Linked DNA regions of Mus musculus: region 1 is linked to region 2. A link is a loop called in an ENCODE intact Hi-C map of the cell type or tissue named here. Cell type or tissue: gastrocnemius. All regions are shown on one strand. Links, peaks and the distances in the headings refer to the core of each region. The heading gives the core; the rest is flanking DNA.

The links. A loop is a pair of places that touch in the nucleus more often than their neighbours do. Peaks named below come from ENCODE experiments on the same cell type or tissue, not always from the same donor. Only the 100,000 strongest peaks of a DNase experiment are listed, where the experiment ranks them.
Region 1: it touches region 2 in a loop (5-fold over the local background); 10 of 42 quality-filtered maps call a loop at or near these places.

Annotation. Positions count from the first base shown.
Region 1 is chr9:67,216,890-67,225,221 of GRCm38, reverse strand. Tln2 (talin 2) reads left to right here. Exons shown (of 58, transcript NM_001081242.2): 57 at 1,121-1,246; 58 at 3,704-8,137. The coding sequence ends at 3,832. Among named protein-coding and RNA genes, the nearest start is that of Mir190a, 16 kb to the left of the region's middle. In gastrocnemius, for the core only: a CTCF peak has its summit at 4,646 (motif pointing left); a DNase peak (open chromatin) is centred at 4,629.
Region 2 is chr9:67,269,500-67,277,831 of GRCm38, reverse strand. Tln2 (talin 2) reads left to right here. Exons shown (of 58, transcript NM_001081242.2): 43 at 2,410-2,511; 44 at 5,103-5,222. Among named protein-coding and RNA genes, the nearest start is that of Mir190a, 37 kb to the right of the region's middle. In gastrocnemius, for the core only: CTCF peaks have their summits at 3,334 and 4,261 (motif pointing right); a DNase peak (open chromatin) is centred at 3,336; H3K27ac peaks cover 3,282 bases.

The DNA of each region.
Region 1 (8,332 bases), core at 71-8,070, 53 kb after region 2:
ACACACACCAGTAAGCTAGAATGGGTAAGAGTCGGTAATAAAAAGATGGAGACTTCCATTGACAGAGTCTATGAGATGTGCTCCAGCAATCTCTTCATCTTTGTTCACAAAGCATAAGCCTGGCTGTGCCTTACATTCTGCCCATCGAGTCTCATTTCTTATAAGACTCTTTTACCCCCAACACACGAGTGGGTGCTCCCTGCCTTGTCTCATAGCCCTTCACTCCCTCAGGAAACCTTCAGTGAATCCCAGCTCTGAGCAGCCTCTGTACCAGGTGCACCAAGGTACTCAGAGTTTAATCATGCCCCTGCCCTTAAGTTGTTAGACCCAGGCTAGGGCTGTCCCTGTCAGAAAGACCCAGATGCGACAAGGGCTGTAAAAAGTCGGCCCAGAGCACCCACAAACACTGACGGAGAGAAGGTGAGCCAGGGCCATGACATGCAGAGGATCATGAAGCCTGAGCCATCATTTCAAACACATTTGGTTAGAACCAAGGGGCAGTGGCTTTCTTCTGACCAAAGGCAGCCTGAGCATACTTCTGTAACAGGCACGTGCCCCTTACTGCAGGACCTTCAATTCCCCCTCAAAAGCATGGGCTCAAGCCAGAGAGTAAAGACTCAGTAAAGTGCTCACTCTCTGTAAGTACGAGGGCCTGAGCTAGATCCCCAGGGCCCACAGATGAAAGCGGAGCTGAGCGTGGTGTCTGATGTTTGCAATCCAAATACTGGAAAGGCAAAGATGAGAGCAACCCCGGGGCTCACCACCCGGCCAGGTTAACCTAACGGATGAACTTGAGACCACTGAGACTCTGTCTCAAAGGAAGTAGGTGGCATGTCTGGGGCTGTTCTCTGTCCTCCATATCCACACACATGTAGCCCACATAAACACACACATAAAAGCATTTTTTAAAATTAATGTGTTTTTTTGGGGAGCCAGGAACTATATTTCAATCCATCACTGAAAGAGCCGTACTTAGCCGTCAGTGTTGGAGGAGTTGACGTATCCCGCTGGCTCCAGATAACTTCTGTGTTATAACTTGGTCTCATGAACTTCATGTCTGTTCTTGCCAGACTCCTGCTCTCTTGCTAATGATGTCACGCATGTCTTGTCCCCTCTCCAGGCGGCAGGAAATGCTGTGAAAAGAGCCTCAGACAATCTTGTTCGTGCAGCCCAGAAGGCAGCATTTGGCAAAGCTGATGATGACGATGTTGTGGTGAAAACCAAGTTCGTGGGAGGCATTGCTCAGGTGAGTGGCCAGACACACAGGCCTGTGTGCCTGCCAAGGAAGACAAGGCTTATATTACAGCAGATGCTCAACAAAGCAGGGCCTTAAACAGGATGCAAGTCCATCTCTGCTGAGTGTAACTGTCCGTAGTAAGCCATGTAGGAAGGGGTGATGTTTCTGCTGTGTTTGAGACCCAGACTGCACCTTATTCTCCCTCCCTGAATGTTGCCGCTGGCAACTGGGTCCAAGATGGCTTACTTACCAACTTCAGTGTCCCATCTGTCAGGAAGAGGGAAAGGAACAAGCACTGGAATTTACAAATCTCACTTCCTCTCTCTCTCCCATGCCATTGGTCAACGTGTAGCCACTGTGCAGCATGGGAAATGGGAGATTCTTTTCTGGACAGCCATGTTCCTAGCTGAAAGTCAGGTATCCTATTATAAAGAAAGGTACAGAGAGTGAGTAGCAAGAGTACAGCAGCGATGTCTTTGAGATAGCCACCATGTCAGTCCCTCCACAGGCAGAATGGCCCCTTCTCTCGCCCAAGTCTGTTATAAGACTTGGGTTCCTTAGGCAGGGTTGTGTTCTCATGCATAGAAGTATAGAGGACATGCCAGGGAACCAGGCCTGTGGCTTTTGGATGATCGATTGAGTGTGTGTATGTATGTGTGTGTGTGTGTATGTATGTATATATATATATGTATGTATGTATATATATGTATACACACACACACACACACACACATATATATATATAATCAATCTGTTACACAGGGCTGTGTTCTTAACAGCACCAGGTATTCTCTGTGCCTTCCTGGACTCTTGCAAACTATTCCAGGTTTTAACTATAGACCAAGTTGTTTGTTTTGTTGTTTTTTGTTTTTTATCAGAAAGTGTTTTTTTATTTACTTGTTCCTATAGAAGTCTCATATAAAAGAGTCCCTGATCAATTGAATTTGGGAAATACTACCGCATCTAGTACCCCACACCTTGGTCAATAAATTTGTAGGCATAGTGGGCATGCTGGAAGAGTCCACTGAAGGGAACTTGTTTGGCTTTCTTGAACACAAGCTCACCTAGTCCCACTGTACCCGTTAGCCAGGATTCCTCAGCTTTAGGCCTTAGAAGCATGAGAGGTGCGCATTTGTTGTCTGCATCTCCATAACTTTCACATCCTTGTATTCAACCCGCAGTGGCTTGAAAATATTCAGGAAAAACTGCAACTCTACTGGATGTTCTGGAAAGGCTGTTTTTCTGGTCATTCTTTAAACGATTCCATTTAGCAGTCATGTGCATGCTGTTCACATTACATTCTGTCTTATAAGCCATCTGGACATTATTCAAAATATGTGAAAGGGAGCCAGAGAGGTGGCTCAGAGGGTAAATGCTTGTCATGCTAGCATGAAGATCTGAGTTTGATTCCCAAATCCCATGTTTTAAAAAAATAGGTGTGTTGTGCATGTATATATGTAATAGCAGTGCTAAAGAGGTAGAGAGGGTCTGCTAGCCAGCCAGCCTGGTTCCAGGTAGAAGTCAGAGACACTGCTCCCAGGAACAAGGTGAATGGCTCCCTGAGAAGCAACAGTCTCACACACACACACACACACACACACACACACACACACACACGCACGCACGCGCACGCGCACGCGCTCGCGCACTCACATGTATACCTATACATACACGAACCTGTACATATATATGTATGCATGCATGTACTCACCAAACAAATAATAATAGTACAGGAGGAATATTAATAGGTAATATGGGAATACTGTGACATTTTAAATCAAGGGCTTGATCCGCCATAGATTTGGCAGTCTAGCCAACTAGGACTCCGAGTCCAGGAATCCATCCCCAAATTTATATGAAGGCCACTTTGTGGTTGGGGGTCCTAGCTTTACCTCCCTGCACCCTTTCTACCAACTGAATCACTTTAATGACCCATCTGTCTCAGCCTCAGATCCCTCATTGTAAATACAGGCCTTTTACAGGCTTGCCACAAAAGCATTGGGACAGTCTAAGTCAAGTGCAGACACCAAGCCTGGTATCGATACCAGAGGTGTTTGCTACTAGGTTCCTACCCTGAAGTCAGCTCCCCCCCCCCCCAATCAGCTGGCTCATTGGTGTCAAAACCAAGCCGTGAGGTAGGCTAGTTTCCAGAGCTAAGAATGCTGTTCCCGGGCCAGCATTACGGCTCAGCAAGAAAGATGCTTTCATGGTAAAGGCACGCGGCCTGGGGCCTGGAGACCTGGGTCAATCCCCAGGACCCACACGTTGAAAACAGAGAACTGACTTCTACATATTGTCCTCTGACCTCCACATGTGTGCTAAGGCACATACACATACCCTCAACATACATAAATACATGTTTTGTTTTTTAAAAAAGAACGCTCATCTGCGTCCATCACCAGAGGGGCTGTGGAAGACAGGCCTTCACAAAAGCTTTAGCTCCGTTCCGCTCTTGTCTCCTTTCAGATCATTGCAGCCCAGGAGGAAATGCTGAAGAAAGAACGAGAGCTGGAGGAAGCCAGGAAGAAGCTGGCCCAGATCCGCCAGCAGCAGTACAAATTCCTCCCCACAGAGCTGAGGGAAGATGAGGGCTAAGACACCCCCCATGCTGGTGAGCCCCAGGAGGTGGTTCCTACTCCCCCAACAAGAACTGGACATACTGGTGTCCCCCAGAGCCAGGAACTTCCTGGAAACTGCTGGCCCTCCACCGGAGTCTGTCTCTCTCAGTCCTCAGTCCCGTCACTATCAGCTGCATGATCATGGTCTCACACGGTACAGTGTCCCACCCACAGCTCTTCCAGCTCCCCTCACGCCTCGCTATATCTCAGGACAGAGGGCGCATTTCATGGACTGTTACCAAAAAAGAAAAGTCAGTATTACGTTGTTCTCAGACACCTGTACTCCGTGTCCTCTAAGACTGCTCCAGGGCCTCTTTGTGAAATCACACTCGGGAAAGAACAATGCTAATAACGGCTCACAGGAATCATCAGTATCATGGACATAGAGATTCTCTCTCTGGAGAGAAGACAGCTGGAGTTGGACACTGTTAATAAAGCCAGAAACACTCCCAAGTGAACTCTGGAGTCACAGAGGTCTGTGTAAGTGTGGGGCACTGACTCACCCACGGGGGAGAAGATCCCCTACCCGTTTGCACGCTTTTCTCGCCTCAGTGTGTAAGCTCCTTGTACAACTACACCCATCTTGTATTCTGTGGCCCAGAAAAATGGAAGTTATTTTTTTTTCCCCCTTCCATAATCCAAAGGGCAGAGTTGTGGAAAGTGGTCAGGGTTAGGTGGGTAGGGGCCGGAATAAAATACTGGGCTCCTCACTCAGCAAAGCTGTTTCAGTTTATGCAGACACACACATGGAGACTATGTCCCTGATGGATCTCAGTGCAGCGCCCCCTGGAGGAAGAGTCAGGTAGCATTTAGGAAGGAGGTTCCCATGTTCGAGCCCTATTATCAGTTTCTGTGCACTTGAGAGGGTCCAAGTTCAAGAAGGAAAGTTATTTGTTTAGAACTTTGACCTTTGATCTCAAGGGGGCATTTCCCACCATTTATCTTAATAATCCTAAAATCTAAATGTCCCCTCTGGTCATTGTGAACCTGTGTGACAGCATTGCTTGTTGTCACAGAAGTGTTTTCACAGTACATCATCTGGGTGCTGCCCTTTCAACCTCCCGATGCCTTCCCCTCGTGCCTTTCCTCTCAGGGCCCTCTTCTGGAGAGAACATCAGAGATCCCTGACTTTACATTTGAGTTGAGCCCCTGCCTAAGATGAGGGATGAGGGAGGGCCTGATACCAAGTACCAGCATGTTAATGAACTCGTGAAGAGTTAGCAGGGGCTTGCTTAGACTGTAGCTCAGTTGGTAGAGTGTTTGCCTGGTTAGCATGCACAAAGCCCTGGGTCCCATCACATAAACTCGATGTGGTGCCACAAGCCTGTAATCCCAGCACCAGGGAGATAGAGGCAGGTGGATCAGAAGTTCAAGGTTATCTTTGGCTACATAGTAAGTCAGAGACCAGCCTTGGCTACATAGTAAATTATAGAGAAAAGCCTTGGCTACATGAGACCCTGCCTCCAAAAGAGGAGAGAGAAGGAAAAAAGGCATATGGTCTTCAAGGCTAATGGCTGCTGAGGGCAGACTTTCTCCCCCTTAATGATATGATACCAGTACCACATTGTATGTTGGGCTCACCACTTCCATCCAGATTTCTACCAAAGAAGAAACACTGGTACTCTGGTCCTCCGAAAGGAAAGAGAGAATCAACCCTCGACCTTGCCAGATGAGGCTCCTCGAGCAGACTCTCCTGTGCCACAGCTCTAAAACATAATGAAATCCTGACACCTTCCCAGATGTGTAGAGACTTACACATGCTGCACAAAGGAATCCCTTTCACACAGGTAGAAGGATCTAAGTACGGTGTGAATGAAAAGCAAATGCAGGGCACACATGGAAGGACTGAGGCTGAGCAGGGCTGCTGGAGAGCCTCCATGCTGGGAGCCCTTGATGCTCATGGGAAAGCAAACCGCCTCGCTCACCCTTGTTGAGTGTAACTCTTTTTGTTTGTTTTGTTTTTCCCAGACAGGGTTTCTCTGTATAGCCCTGGCTGTCCTGGAACTCACTCTGTAGACCAGGCTGGCCTCGAACTCAGAAATCTGCCTGCCTCTGCCTCCCAAGCGCTGGGATTAAAGGTGTGCGCCACTTCACGCCTTTGCTGGGTACTATGCAAAACTATTAAGCCAAACCCCAAAGTTCATGATCAAGACGGTGATCTCACACAGTAGGACAAGAGGCTCTCCTGCAGCTGGCTCACCCTCTTCCTGTAGGATATGCTTCCAGGCAGCTAGCCCCTCACCCCTCCTCCTACCTGTCCCCTGCCACATTGGACATTCCAGGGGCAGGACAGATACCAAGTGTCTGTCCCTACCCCAGGGTGGTTTAAAACTTTCACAGAAGTGGACACAGGAGAAGACCTCTAACAAATGAAGGCAAGGGGCCATGAGGGGAGTTTCAGGACAGTGGGACAGTGTCCTCCTGTCTGGGGTGATGTGCACTAGGAACTTGGGAAGAGGTCGTTCTCAGGTCTCTCCTCCATGGTCGTGGGCCTACTTCGCACCTGTCCCTTGCTAGCCCATGCTGTGTCCATGTATGTGAATGTCCTCGTGGCTGGCTGATCTCTCCTCATTTCATAAACCAGCGGAAATGCTGGGCTACAGGCATTACTTAATGCTGCTGCTTGTGTCCCCAGAGGCACTGAGGGGTCTTCTGGCTCCTAAGGGAGAAAGAATGCAGATGTAGTGAATTGCAGTTTGGAGTAGTTTCAAGGCCCATGGCCCAAGGCCTGGAACATGGAATTCATCTGTGAGGGGGACTGGGAATGCAGCAGAGTGCACTCCTACCTCTGGTCCCGTGAGGGAGGCCAACATTGGGTGTTGAATCCTTACACTGATCTTCCTGTCCTGTGTTTCCCTGTTTGATGGTTAAAAGTAGGATGTGCCTGATGGCTGGGAAATTGCATTTGGTTTACTTCTGCCTTTCAGAGGTCTTTTGGTTTTCAGGATGCAAAAGCCATGTTTGGTCAGACAGCCCTGGGTAGCCCTTCCACTGGCCAGTTTGGGAGGTGGTCTTGAAGGTCATCATAAGCTGATACTTAGGACCTAGGCAGTCCTCCAGTTGGCGTTGGTGATTTCCAGAGGCAGCTGCCCTGGCTTCAGTTTGTGCACGGGCTTTCAGGGCTAAGCCACCACAGATCTGCTGGCGCACACTCTTCGTCCAGAAAACCCTCTAAGCCTCTTAGCACACACATCTGCTTGTTGTCTGAGTTCTCTTCCGGCTGGTGAGAGTAGGGACAGCTGAAACCAAGTGTTAAAAACCGTGTAACGAGGTGTGACGGCGAACATTTAGAATCCCAGCACTGGGGAGGTGGAGGCAGGAGAATTGCCAAGTCTAAGGTCAGCCTGGGCTGGGTAACAAGATCCTGTCTCAGAAAACCAACAGCTAATGGAAGTAACTTAGTGTTAAAATGTTTGCCTCGTAAGTGCTAGGCCCTGGGTTGGTTCCCAGCAACACACAGACTTTAACCAAAATGTCCCACCACCTAAAAGCATGTATTTATCCCCACCTCCTAAGCGGCCCCAGAACCAGAACCTGATGAAGGAATTAGGGTGGAGGTGGTAAGAGGTGCCACTGCACTTCCTCTTGTCTCTCTGGCAGGTGGTCCCCCAAATCTCCCCGAGCTTTGCAGTCCAGGGCTAAGGTAGAGCCTCTGGGAGCTAAAGCTTAAGATCTCAGCACTGATTGTATGCTCTGCTCAGACACCTAGAAGAAACGAACTCGGTGACCGCGCACACAGACAGACACATCTGAGTTACTGAGCAAGTTGCAAGGAACTGGAAGAAAATAGTTGCTTACAGGCTGAGAGGCAACAGTGCTCAGAGTCCTAAAAGCCAAAGAAAGGTCTTAGGGGCTATGCTGGTGGCCCAGATCTCACCTCACCCCAGAGTCCCTCCCACTGAGTCGGCAGCCTCCGCTAGGAAAGACATCCTCCACAAATCGCCTGACGTCACTGCTCCATCAGGGTGAGCTTGCACTTGATGTATTAAGTTGTGGTCATTTGGAATGAGCACGAGGAGGGAACTTCCAGTAGTCTCACAATACTATGAAGAAGGGCTGACACTTTTCTGTGAAACAGGCTAGGTTTTATCTGGTCTCCCTGGAACCCAGCTCACTGCCCACCAGGAGGCAATAGCATGCGAGCCCCTCTGCAGCCACATCTGTCAGGAGACAAGAAAGGGAAGCTCTGCCCTTGTCATAATGTTTAATCACATAAATTAATTTATCTAATCACATAAATTATTTTTTTTATTCATCAGAAATAAACTTTTAAAGGAATGAACTTGTGTGAAGGTTTCATGGCAATGGCGGGGGGTGGGAGTGGGGGTGAGGTGCAAAAAAGACAGAAGAGGGCATCTTGCTTATGGAGGAGAAATTCTGCCCTGAGCCAAACATCTATCTCCACAATAACCAAGGATGTGTGTGTGTGTGTGTGTGTGTGTGTGTGTGTGTGTGTACATGTATGGGTGGGAGACGG
Region 2 (8,332 bases), core at 71-8,070:
TTAACTATCAGTTCATCAGCTTTGTAAGCTACTGCACAGTTCTTCCCAGTTGTGCTTAAAAACAGACATTGTGAAAGTATCATTGGCTTCCTTGTTTGTAAAATGGAAATAATTACTTACACCTCATGTCTTCTTTATAAGCTGGGATAAGGAGGAGACTCCAGGAGGAGTTAGGAAATTATTTCCAAGCATTGGCCCTTGGAATGGCTACTTTGGAATTGAGGAACTTTCTAGAATTCAGGATCCTGGTCTCTACTGCTGTCTAGCTCTATCACAATCTCAATTGAGTAGATCCTAGGAATCTCTAATGGGACTTCCAAAAATCTTACATTTTGATATCTACTTAAATGCATAAACCATTGAATAGTGTGTATGAAAGGTCTTGGTGGGCTCTCAAAAGCAACAGGCATAGGAGACAACATAAATCATTTTCTGGCTCAACAGCCAATTGACAGTGCTTCAGACCAAAAAGAATTTCAACTCTATGGTTTCTACTTTCCTCCAAGGATTTTGTCTTTAATGATGTCCTTTTGATATTGTCAGGTTAAACAGTTTTTCATCAGCATCCAATTGTCAGCTTAGCATTAGAGAGTATCACAGACGAGAGTGTTACAGTGCCTGTGTTGGGAAATGCCTACAGTTGGATTATGTATGCATTAGTATAGTATTTTAAGATAATACAAGGTCTTAAATTGCTGATTTAGGGATTAGCTGTCTCGGTCTCTATAAAGGAATAAAGTCATTAGAGAAATGGCTCCACAACTCTCTCCCATCCTCTTCACACTAATGAAGTAGCAAGCTGGGTTAGACTGTATCTCCCTTCTCAAAGTCTCTATCAGTATCCACTATGCTTTGCTTATGCTTCAAATACGGATGGTTTAGCAGACAGTGAGTAAATTTTGCCTCCTCAAGGCCATAGGGTGAGGTGCAGGAGGGTTTGTTTGACTTTCACCACAATAGAGCACCAGAACTTTGGAAACAAACCACATGTCTACAGGGGATGTTAAATTGTCAAATCCATAGTTTCTTAGTAGCAGTTAAAAGCCAAATGATCCTCTTTTTCTTTTTCTCAGTATTAATGTAAAGATAGGAAATGTCCTGTCAGTCCCGAGAGAATGGAAGTCAGGCCCTGAGTCATCCTTTGCTAGCCCACCAGCCTCGCTCACGGAGATGCCTTATGCTGTGATAGCGGCACCCACACAGCTGCTGTCAGTGGTCCAGCTGGCTCTTGAGAAATAAGCCTGGAATCTCTTGATGGTCACAAGAGTTGCTGGCAGCAGAGGATACACACGAAGGGTTTCCCTCTCCTCCCTGTAAAACACGACCTGGGATTTCACTGCTGTCCACAAACTCCTTCTGTGTCACTAACTTTGGTCATTGAGAAGTACTTGACAAGAAGCAACTTAAGGGAGGAAGGGTTTCTTTTGGCTCACAATTTGAGGGATACAGTCCAGCCCAGTGGGAAAGGCACAGTGGCTGGAGTGTGAGGCCACTGGTCACATTGCATCTGCAGTCGGGGGTGGGGGTGGGGGGGAGAGGTGTGAGTGCTGTCCCTCAGCTCACTCCCCTTTTTATTTATTTTGGGACCACCCAGCTCATGGGATGGCCCACATCCAGTTCTTCCTGGTTTCTTCCCACCTCAGTTAACTCATTCTAGAAACCCCCACAGAGACGTGACATGTTCAGGGTCTTTCTCTGAGGTAATTCTACTGTCCAGTTGGCTATCAATATCAACCATCACATTTACCTACCCTGATCTATCATCCAGGGGACCACACTTCACCTGGATCAGTATGCCCTTGACCTTCAAGGGGACTGTTGACTCCCATTCTTTCACAGTGATCTTGCCCTTTTCTTAATTGCTGTTGCACTTGGAGGCAGGCAGTCAAAAGATTGCTCTTAGATCCTCCAATTCTTTCTGTTGACTTAGATCATCACTAGGCATCCCTGGGCATGGATATTGGTGGACTGTAGTGTTGCTATGGAAGTCCTCCATGATGGAGATTCTGCCACCTCCCGCCTCATCTTCCACCACTCTCTGTATTTCCCTGGAAGTACCAGACTCACTCTTACCATCATGTGCTTGAATACTGTTCCCTCTTTCTGGGATTCCTTCCCTACTGTTTTTGTGGGCGGCCTTCTCCTTATCTGGTGAGACTTAACTAAATCGTCCTTCCTCTGAAATACTTTCCACTCCTGTAAGATGAAACTGGGACTCCATCTTGCCTGTGTCCCCTGAATGCCTTATGTGTACCTCCATTGTGATTTTGATTGGAGAAGTTAGAGCAGAGTTTGAACCAAAGAAACCTCTGAGGGGCTCTCTCCTTTTCCTAAGTTTCTAATTCTTACAAGTATAGCCTATCCTTGGCCAGGCTCCTTATGACTCCTAAGTTCTTCTCTCATCCACAGCTGGATGAAGGCACACCTCCAGAACCAAAGGGAACGTTTGTTGACTACCAGACGACTGTGGTTAAATACTCCAAAGCCATTGCCGTCACAGCTCAGGAAATGGTAAGAAGAAAAGGACTGGCCCCACCCACTGTGGGTTCCCCCTCTACCCACTGCCATCTGAGTCTTCACACCATGCCCACCACCATCTGAGTCTTCAAGTCTGAGATCTGTGTCAGGTAGACTGACCAGCCCGTGATGTAGGTTCCCTGTAATGGCATTTTCTCCCGGGACCCTACTTCCTACCTCCTCTCTGTGGTGCCTCTGGTTGCCTGTGGTATAGAAGCCCCAGGAAGAAGGAAGTAAAGTTGACTAAGTCCTGGGAATGAACACAGGGAACAAAGGGAGGAGAGAGCTTTCAAGAAAGCAGGAAATGAGCAACAAGGTCTCATTAAAAAGGAGCAAATCCTACTCATCTCTGGAAGGACTTGAGATGTTTTAATAGGGTTAAGTTCTAGTATAAGAGAAGATATTTGGGAGCAAAATAGTAAAAACATGAAGCTATCTGGCAAAATCAAATTATAATACTTGAGCAATCAGTCCTCTAGGCAAAATTAGTGTGGTTTTTTTTTTTCTAATTCCTGACAGCAGAAGTAATGGTTTTTTGTTTTTTGTTTTTTGTATTTTCCACTGAAACATAATGCAAACAACATTGTTCCAGATGAGTCTTCATAAATGGCTCTGGGAGTCAGTATGTGCTCTTGGCATTATAGAGTTACATGGAGGATGACAAATGTGATCTCAGAGAGTGCATACACAGAAAACATCCCTCTCCACTTGGAGCCCCAAGTGCAAAAGGATTGCCAAGCCCGAGGTGGCCATTGCAATGGCCTAGCTGGAGTGGCCAAGTCACCCCTCTCACTGGCTCTGTCATGCAACTGTGTGTCCACTAGAGGTTGAGCTTGGACTACGAAGGCTTCCCTGCCTGCTCTACTCATGCATGGGAACTCTGTACCAGGCCGACTGTTTAAATGAATGTGGCCTGAGGAAGGAGGGGAATAGTCACAGTCACTTCTGAGTGTCCTGGCAAGCTGGAGGTCACACCAAGACCATCCTTTCAGGGGAGTAGAGGGGACAAATCAAAGTCCCCTTACTGCGCAGTCTAGCAGTGGGATCTTTGAAAGGCATTTGTGAGTATCTTCATAAAGTCCCTGGAGAGTCTTCTGGGCCAGGCTTTGAACCAGGCTGTCTCATCCTTTGGCACCTATGATTCCCAACAAGCCTACCCTCCAGTATATGACATCCTGAGGTGGCTAGCCTGGCACTTTTGGTCAGAGTTGTTAGGTGAAGAGTCTTTGTGTTCCTATTAATGAGGCACAAATGGTACAGCTCATGGTACAACTTCATTCTTTTGGGATGCCAGTTGTATTCCTTGGAACCTACCTCAGTAGACAAGGAGTCCTTTGAAGGGGCTTTTTAAAAGCCCTTTAAGCTGTGCATGGTGGCACATGCTTCTAATTCCAGCCCTTAGGAAGTAGAGGGGGAATTAGGAGTTCAAGGACAGCTTGAGCTATCTGAGACCCTGTCTAAATACTAAAAGGAATAGTCCTTTAAAATCAAGCCTTTAAAAGATCACAAAGGGGGCCAGCAAGGGGGCGTAGCAGGTAAAGATACTTGTAAGCAAGGCTAAATGACCTGCATTCAGTCCCTGGAATCCTAACAATGGAAAGACCAACCAACTCTAAGTTGTCCTCTGGCCTCCACACATGCATTGTGGTGTGGACACACACCTACAAATAAAAATATATTTTTTAAAGATTTATTTTATTCATGTATATGAGTACACTGCAGCTGTCTTCAGACCCACCAGAAGAGGGCATCAGATCCTATTACAGATGGTTGTGAGCCACCATGTGTTTGCTGAGAATTGAACTCATCTGAAAGAACAGTCAGTGCTCTTAACCACTGAGCCATCTCTCCAGTCCCAAATTATTTTTTTGAAGAGTAAGAAAAGAGATAGGGCAGGAGTGAGATTCCTGGAAAAGAGACAGAGACTGTCTTTTAGGTGACTTTTTTGTTCATGGCAAAAAGCCAAGGTGAAGGCTAAACACTAAACTGAGGCACGCTATTCTGAGGTGCGGGCAGAGTGGATGCATGGACTGTGTGGGTTGTGATGGGCCACCATGTTTCCGAAGCACTTTGTGGTGCTTTGTTACAAAGTTACCCAAGCCCTTCCTTCAGTCCCTGATGTTGGTTTCTTCACTGGGTCTCCTTTGTGACTTTGTAACAGCCCTATTCTCAGATCCTTTCTTGCCTAGATCCTCACAGAAGCCGAATCAGGATCTACCACTCACAAGGATCATCCCCTAGAATGGTCCCTTGTGGAAATTCCTCTGGTGACCCCATATCCATTCTCCCTGAGATTGGGCCCTGAGGACTCGGTTCCACGCTGCACCGCCTTGCACGCTGAGCATGTGCCCATCCATCCGGTCTGAGCTGCAGGGCAGTCACAGCCCTGGCCTGTTGTGTGCAATGCAGCATGGGCTTCGCTTGAATTGCCCTCCCCAGTGTCCAGCCATTATGCTAGGCCTGGCCTTCACCTTCCCCAGGGGCTAAAAGGGAATGAAACCCTTTGGCTTCCCAGGGTATTAACACATGGTTCTGATGCTTCTCTTTGTGTATGTATTTGTGTCTTGCTTGTTTTCTTTTTCCAGATGACTAAGTCGGTTACTAACCCGGAGGAGTTGGGAGGCCTGGCTTCACAAATGACCACTGACTATGGGCACCTGGCTCTCCAGGGCCAGATGGCAGCAGCCACCGCCGAACCAGAGGAGGTCTGCCACCTTAAGGCCCCTATCTTAAGAAGCAAACACATGGTGCCCGTTCCGGGGGATGGGAGAGGGGAGGACCCTGTAGCCTAGTTCTATAAGACCCCAGCCCAAGAGCCAGGAGCAGGTTTCATTCCCCATTGCTGTGCAACTGATGCCCCAGATTCACTCAGAGCCCCAAATCGTGCCTAGAACTTGGACCCTTGCTGGGGCCAGTTGGCCAAGAACTAGAGTGCTCCGGAGAGTGACTCTCAGGTGGAAGGGTTTGTTTGCAATGTTCTGCTAGGCCCTTATAGCTGCCCATCTCCCTCTTCAAATGCCCAAACCTGGGGCTGCCACCTTCCTGCTTCCTGCTCCCCCTTAGCACATCCTATCAGCCATGCTTATGTTTTCCAAAGGCTCCCCAAAATATTAGAGGACCCACATGTGGGATTTCATATCTCCTCTCTTGACAACAATCTGCTTGCATGACACAAAGCCCCCGCCTGTAGGTTCAAGACCCACCTGCTTTCCTTATTCCTTTCCACAGAGGCTAGTGTAGGCGTGGCTTCGGCAAATCAGTACCCTTAAGAGTCTCAGAATGGCAAGTGTGCACACTGTCAGAGAGCAGTCATCTCTGGAAGCTGTGAGTGGGACCACACAGCACAGCTGGGGACCCAGAGGGGCCTGGAAGAAGTTTTGTCAGTGTGAGTGCCTAGAGAGGGTGTCTAGGGCCCAAGAAACCATGTGGCTCCTTAGAGAAAGGAAGTCCACTCTGAGATACAGAATGATGGAGGGACTGCGGGAACACGGGAAGATACAGGTAACCACATTCGGTGAGATGCAAGCTGTTTATTGAATGGAAACTTTGTTCAGTATTTTCTTAAACACTAGGGCATGGGGAAGCCACAGGTTTGTAACTGGTCTGCTCATTTCCCTGAAATAACAGACCCGCCCTCACTTCCCCAGTACTCTGGGTTGGGACCTGGTGTGTCTAACAAAGGCTTTTAAAGCAACCATAGAAACACAGATCCAAAACACATCACTTTCTAACATATGTCATAACCATGCATGTAAGCAGGCATATCATATATATGTACGGAGGTACATATATATTTCTAGCATGGAGTTCCCTCAGTTTCTAACCATGCTCCTGTCTTTACATTCCAGAGCAGTCAGTCAGGCCTCAGCATGAATAATTGTAATAATTATGTTACATCAGCAAGAAAAATACTGAATCTTAATTCCTTTTACACAGTTTCCCCCGCTTCCTCCTCCTCCTCCTCCTCCTCCTCCTCCTTCTCTTTCTCTTTCTTTTTAAATAGTCTTTCTGTTTCAGTAAGACCAGACTACAGTTCTACACTGTAATTTATCTAGACGTATAATTCATTTGGTCAACATGTAATTTTGAATTTCATAAACAAGTAAAAGAAAGCTTGTGTTACCGTCAGGAAGCATTTGGACAATGGGAAGAAGTAGTTGACTTTGAGTGGAGATTGCCAGGGAGGTTTGGGCTCCTCTCCACAGGAAGCTTTGCAGTGTGATCTAGTCTCATCTGTCTGGAATTGGAACACTAGCCTGCCTTTTCCATATGGACAAAGCTCTCAAGAGCTGGCCACCCCAATGCGGAAGCAATCAGAGCCTTGCTATGACACAGAATCACTGATTGCACCAAGCCAACAAAGAAAAGAATGTGTCGCTAGCCACACAACACGTCACCTTGCATGCTGGTGCCTCTGACATTGTCAGTAACACTTGCTGTTTTTGGCGGGGCATCTTGCGATGTATTTTACAGTCCAGACACAAGAGCAGCATGACCCGAAGCCAAAAATGAGAGGGAGAACATAAGATTACCAGTGGCCTGTGCGGGAAAGTTCTCTGTGTGCATTTGCCAGACAGATGCTTGGGGGGAAACTGAGAAGGTTAGGAGGTCCCTGAAGCAATATAGGGTGTTGTTTTGTTTTGTTTTGTTTTGTTTTGTTTTAACATACCAAAATTGTGGGAGTTATTTGTATACCCGAGAGGGCCCCATATCCCAGAATGTGAAAATATTTACATGCAGGGCAATTGGGAAACCTTTCCTTCAGAGTCCTGCGGTGTACCCCCAACGAGTCCGCATTCTGGTCTTTTCCACAATGTGACAATTACAGGAAAAGCTGGACCTCTGTCCTCAAACATCAAACAGGATCTTTCTCTGTTTATTTTTCCACAGAAAACTCAAGGCTTTGTTAGTAGCACTGTGGAAGTTCTTCAGAAAAGTGAAAACTCTCCTGGCAGCTTTGCAAGTTAAGATTAGTTTCTCTCTGAACACAGAGAGACCAGAGAGATGACTCAGTCATGTACAAACAGGAGGGCCTGAGATCAGAGCCCCAGCACCCGTGTAAAAAGCTACTCATGGCTGCACGTGCCTGTAATCTTAGTCCTGGGGAGGAAGAAACAGGAGGGTGTCTTAGGCCTGCTGGTCAGCAAGTCTAGCCAAATCATTGATGTCCGGGTTCAGTGAGAGAGACTGTCTCAAAGACTAAGGTAAAGAGAATTGAGGAAGACATCTGACCTTGACGTGTGGCCTCTATATGTGCATATAGAAGGACTTGTAACAGCACACATACATACAGAGAGGGAAGGGGCTGAAAATGGGGAGAAGGGAAGGAGGAAGAGAAAAAGGGATGGAGGGAAAGAGGGAGGGGTTAAGATCCTAGGAGCTACAGCTCCACAATGTAAGTCCTGGGGAAAGATTTCGTGACTATAGCTCTATCTCTAGGGAAAGTCACATCACCACTTTGTGAGCCAGGGAGAGCATTGGTTATGCGCCTGGTCCTACAGCCTGCACTCCCAGGTGGAATGGATGTGCACGCTGGCATTTTATTTTTAAAATCCCACCCCAAAACTAGCTGTCAGGTAGAGAGAAAGTGATGCCTGGTTCTGTTGTTCACACTGTCTTCCCTGATATGTTTTCTAAGTGGATCCGACAAGTTCCGATTGTCACCCTGGTCTAACCCTCTTAAGGTCCCCCAGCTAAGCAGCTCTGGTTGCTTTGAAAGTCTTCAAAAAGTCATTTCATTTTTGTTTTGACTTGGCAAGTAAAGGGAAAGTGATTGGGGGTGGGGGGTGCTCCCTCCTCTCCATTGTAATCGGAT